2 separate regions of the Homo sapiens genome follow, and region 1 is linked to region 2. A link is a loop called in an ENCODE intact Hi-C map of the cell type or tissue named here. Cell type or tissue: endothelial cell of umbilical vein. All regions are shown on one strand.

The links. Hi-C counts contacts between places; a loop is a spot of excess contacts. Peaks named below come from ENCODE experiments on the same cell type or tissue, not always from the same donor. Only the 100,000 strongest peaks of a DNase experiment are listed, where the experiment ranks them.
Region 1: a loop joins it to region 2, with 9 times the contacts of the local background. A loop is called at or near these places in 1 of 110 quality-filtered maps.

Annotation. Positions count from the first base shown.
Region 1 is chr2:43,268,112-43,270,611 of GRCh38, forward strand. All of the region lies in intron 36 of THADA (THADA armadillo repeat containing), which reads right to left. Among named protein-coding and RNA genes, the nearest start is that of LINC01126, 42 kb to the left of the region's middle. In endothelial cell of umbilical vein, a CTCF peak has its summit at 1,117; a DNase peak (open chromatin) is centred at 1,240; H3K27ac peaks cover 2,237 bases.
Region 2 is chr2:43,167,576-43,170,075 of GRCh38, forward strand. No RefSeq gene overlaps it. Among named protein-coding and RNA genes, the nearest start is that of ZFP36L2, 58 kb to the right of the region's middle. RefSeq lists enhancers at 116-762, 2,055-2,500, 2,375-2,500 and a silencer at 1,892-1,951. In endothelial cell of umbilical vein, no CTCF peak of the experiment used is centred here; a DNase peak (open chromatin) is centred at 1,336; H3K4me3 peaks cover 493 bases; H3K27ac peaks cover 2,386 bases.

The DNA.
Region 1 (2,500 bases), 100 kb after region 2:
CTCCTGTAGATCAGCCTCACAAGAAATTCACTTCTGACAAACCCAATTACTGAAATACAGCAACGATTTCCTGGCCATTTTGACATTCAGGGAGGGATTTCTTACTTTTAGCTCATCATGATGCATCAGTGAACAGGTCAGAGCACATCTCTTGAATCCCATTCTCCTCCTAACGCTCATACAGACATTCACATCCAAACTGGGGCTGTGTACTCTTTACAAACAGACACTCTGAAAGGTGCACAGATTCCCAACATGCCATTCTATCTCAATGTACACACCCTGCCCCACGTGTGCAGAGAAAAACCCTCCCTGTACTGGCCCGCCACCACCAGAGCCACTCTCCATTCTGCTCTTCTGCCCATGAGAGGTCTTGCCATGGGGACTGCTGTAGTCAAAATAGAGCAGCAAAAACAAGGAAGCCCAGGCTTTCACAATCCACCAAGCATCTTCTGGGAGATTTGAGAACAGAATTGGAGTTTGGTGGGTAGGATGAGGGCTTCCCAGGTCTCTGATGTCACCCTTTACGCCTCCTTGGATAACAGCAGGATGGTGAGGGAGGGGTCGCCACCGTGGCCAGTGAAGAGGCCTCTCCTGGGCCCCACCCCTGCCCTGCAGAACTTCTCGGGCAGCACTGTCATGACAGCCTGGGTCTGACCTTCATCTGGCTGTTGGGATGGAAGAAGTCTGTGGCTGAGTGAACTCAGGAGGGCAAAGGGCAGGTGCCAGTGCTGGCTGGGGTGCTCAGGAGGGATGCTCCCAATAGAGTCAGGCCTGAAGCTGGGGCTGGAGGAGTCATCCTCACTGAACCAGGGACGAACGAGAAAGGTGGGGGGGCCCATCTTGCCACCCCTGACAGAGTAGTGACCCTAACACCTGAAACTGGCTTAGGTTCAAAAAGGAAGCCTGCTCACCACAGTGAAGAGAAATCCTGCATTGTGATATGGCCTTGCTGAGGAAAGCGAAAGTTCCTGAGGAAAAGGAAAGCACAGAAGAGGAGAGCCGAGGCCACGAGCTGGAGAAGGAAGATCACCAGGCACCAGGCTTGCCCTGACTAACAGGGAAGACAACACCCTGCAGCCGCGTCAGCACCAGATGGCCTAAGCCTCAGACTGAGGGCTTATCATCACCCACAGGGGTCAGTCGCCTTGGCCAGAGAGCTCGGCTTTCAGAAGCAGCAAGAGTCAGGGCAAAATGATGCAAAAATGACCCTCATTTCCTCGAAAGGAGCCTGTTGTTGTCTCTCTGGGGATTAGTCACTGGGAGGCCATGGTAACAATCCCATCACCCCAGCAACCAGGCCCAGCCAGGGTACTCACTGGCACTCATAACTGGCCAGCAGATCGAAGACGGGAGCATTAGTTTGCACCTGCTTTTGCACATCATGGGAGCCGCTGCCAGTGACGCACTCGCTGAGATGCAGGTGAACGTCAGGGGGCCCAGGCTCTCTGGAACAGCAACTGATGGCACACGCAACTTGGAATGCGGCAACCGGAGCTCCACCGTGCCCACCCACTGCAGCTGGCAGGAATGGGGGCCTACCTTGATCAAATCTCTTTATTTTGAAGGAATAAATAAGAAAACAGATAACTGGCTCCCACATAACTATCTTCCTTCAAAAGCATTTCCCCTCACCCTCCACTGGTTCACAGTGGGTTAGGACCACAATTCCTAGCCTCTTCTGTTTCCTCCCCTGCAGCCCCACTGACAATACTGAAGAACACACAGCCAGCTACGGAGAGAGGCCCAGAGAGACCAAGGCAGTGGAATCCCGGGCTGACTCAGGGTGTGGTTTGATTGCTGACTGCTGAGAGATGGCTGGTTTCACAGAACACTTAGTTCTTCCCACCCCAGTGTTGCTGGAGTTCCTCCAAGCCCTCTTCTCAAGGCAGTGTTCCATCTTCTCTGCCCTTACCCCACACCACCCCATCTCACCCCTGCCAGCTCCTCTCTACCCGAGTCTGGATTATTCTCAGGGGGCATCCCTACATTTCTGTCATTTCCTCTGTATAAATCAAGGCTTGGGGGACAGTAGAGAGGTACTGTCCTGGGCCTCAGGAGTGGGTGTTGTAGACCTCGTTTTTCTACTCATTATGTGACACTGGGGAAATCATTTACCTTTCTTGGGCTTCAGTTTCCACATCTGTAAGTCAGAGGCTCTAAAACCCTCGAGTCCTGGGATTCCCTCCCTTTAGGAGGGGCACTGGAGAACAGGAACAGCAGCAGCCTTGACAGAGGACCACCTGCCGCCTCTTGCTGCATCTGCCCTCTATTCCCTTTCCCCAGGGCACACTCTGGTATCTCAGCTCTGGTCCCCAACCCATTTTCTTACACTCTGACTCCAGTGTCTTCTTTCAAACACAACAGTGAGTTTAGAAGACCTTCAATGCACCCCTTTCTCTTAACTCCTGGGTTCTAAACTAGATGCCAGGTTTGGACTCCTTTCCCTGTCTCAGAGAGGATCTGAGAGTGCAAGGCCTCTGTCACCACAGGGGCCGGA
Region 2 (2,500 bases):
CCTAAGTGCTGGGATTACAGGCATGAGCCACCACGCTCGGCCCCTATTATATTTTTAAAAATTATACTTTTAAATAAAAAAAAGAAAAGGCTTTCCACATCCAGAATTGTGTACTAAGCCTCGCTCCCTCTGAGAAACAGCATATACAGATGCCCACAGCTATGGGCCTTCTTCCTTCTTCTGCTCCAGGGGCAAGTAAAAGGAGGTGCAGTGAGGCAAAGGGGTGGAGGCTCAGGAGAGTGATAGGGGAAGAAATGAGCAGAGTTTCAGGAGATGAAACAGAGCAAAAGTTTGAGGTCTGAGACCAGTGAGATTCAGAGGCAGGGGCTGCTGGGGGCAGGGACTGTGGGGGCAGGGGCGGTAGGGAATGGAGGAAAGAGCATGGATCTGGGGCTCTGCTGCTCACCAGTTAGGTGACCTGGGCAATCCCCAGGCCTCTCTAAGCCTCAGTTTCCTGAGCTAGTGGAAGCCCCTAGGTCACAGGGCTATTGTAGGGATGGGTGTGCTCCTGAGGAAAACTAGCATGAGCTTGGCACCAGGCAGGTGAGGCCATGTGCTGCTCTCTGGGCCCCCAGCTTCTGTCCCCCAGACCCTGGTGTCAGACAGGACCTGGTGAGAAATCCTTGCGGCCCTAGCCTGCCTAAGCTGTGGAGGGGCTTGTCCAGGACCTGCCAGGCAGAGGCTGCAGAAGGGTTCACTTGGCCTTTTCAGTCCCTCTCAGTCCCTTACTGTCTGCCTCTCAAGAACATCCTGGCACTTGCTGCTCCACAGCCCTGCTGGGGTCCTGGGTGGGACTTTCTGGGGGCAGAGGAAGAAATTCCAGGGCCTGCCCTTGACGAGCTCATAGTCTAACTGGGAAGAGAGTAGTGGCTCACTATCCAGAAAACATGGAAAAGAGACTGTGGTTTGGAGAAAGCAGGAAGCGTTCAGAAGCGGGAGGCAGAACAGGGGAAGGCGCTGGAGCCTGAAGGATGGAGCGGACCAAGTGCAGAGGGGATGGAGGGCACTGCAGGCAGGAGGCACAGCGAGAAGAATGGCCTGGAGGGTTGGATGGGGAACACGGGGTCCTAGAGACGGAAGCAGGGTCCAGGCTGTGAGTGGTGGGGCCGCCTCAGCTGGGGAGTTATGGTAAGGATAAACAGAAGGGCTCTGGGGCCGCCCAGAGTGCATACCCCCCAGGGTGCAGACGGGGGAACAGCAATTGTCTCTGAGGGGGATCCTCACCTCCCTATCTCATCGGCCTAGGAGACAGGACCTCACTTGACTGGCCCACAGCCAGGCCCTGGCTGTGTTGACAAATGGGTCCTTCCCCCTGGCCTGGTGAGCTGAGATGTGGCATTGTTAAGCTGCAAGTGAGTCACAGAACTTTTCCTTCCCTTTCTTCCTCTCTGCCCTGCTTGTCCCACACCCTGCTCATTTTTTTTTTCTCTCTCTCTCTCTCTCTCTCACACACACACACACACACACACACTTGCCTTTCAGAACCTGTGAACTATAAATAAGTGCTTTATCACCATAAATGACTTGATCCAGGCTAGGGTCGTGAGGGGCTTGGCTCAGGTTCCTGGGCATGTGGATACCTGCAGAGTGGGTTCCTGAGCACGTGAGGGCACAAGCGTGCAGTCTCGGACAAGGTGGAGTCTCAATGTGTGAGCTTGCTGAGGCCAGGGCAGTGTCTGGGAAGGGAGTGGAGGCATCTTTGTGTCTGTGGGGTTGTGGTGGGAGGGAGGTTTCGGGGGCTGTGAGGCGAGCACAGGCGTGTGTGCTGTCTATGCCCCCAAGGGGACAGGGCGTGGGTGGAGAACGTATTTGTGCCCGAGGTGTGTCCGCAGGGATATCCGTGTGGTGAGTGTGGGAGGAGGGGCGCTGGGCATGGAGGAAGTGTTTCTGTCTGTCTGTGTGTGTGTTGTGGGGGTGGCGGGGATTGGCGGGGGTGGGTTGTGCCTGGCCAGCCAACCTTTACATCTGGTTCTGCAGGATGTGAAAAGGTTTGTGACTGAGGCCAGTGGCACACCCTCCAGTCGGATCAGAGGGTTGGAGATAAACCCAAGTGAGCAAGCATTGGTGGCTGTGGCCGTGTGGTGTCCCATTCCTGGGGGGCTCCAGGAGATAGGGAAGCTCATCTGACTTCCTGAGGGCCTGGCAGCCCCTCCTGCCCTCCTCAAGGTGGTCCATCTGCCACGCCAAGCCCAGCCAGAGAGAAGGGGCACCCGGAGCACAGTGCCTGTGACTCTGCAGGCAGGGCACCGGCGGGCACCCAGGGAGGACCTGCTCTGTTCCCACTCACGAGCCCCTCCCACCTGACGCCGCCCCAGCTAGACTGAGAACCCCAGGAGGCAGGGCTTGACTTTTCTTTCTTCTCCCAGCCTCAGTCTCCCCAGATGTCAAAGGAGGACAATGATCTCTACAGAGAGGGGCTAACTGCACCGGGGTGAGCTTGGCGTCGTGGCTGGCAGGGAACGGAGGCTCCCTTCCTTCACCTCCCAGCCTCCAAAGAAAA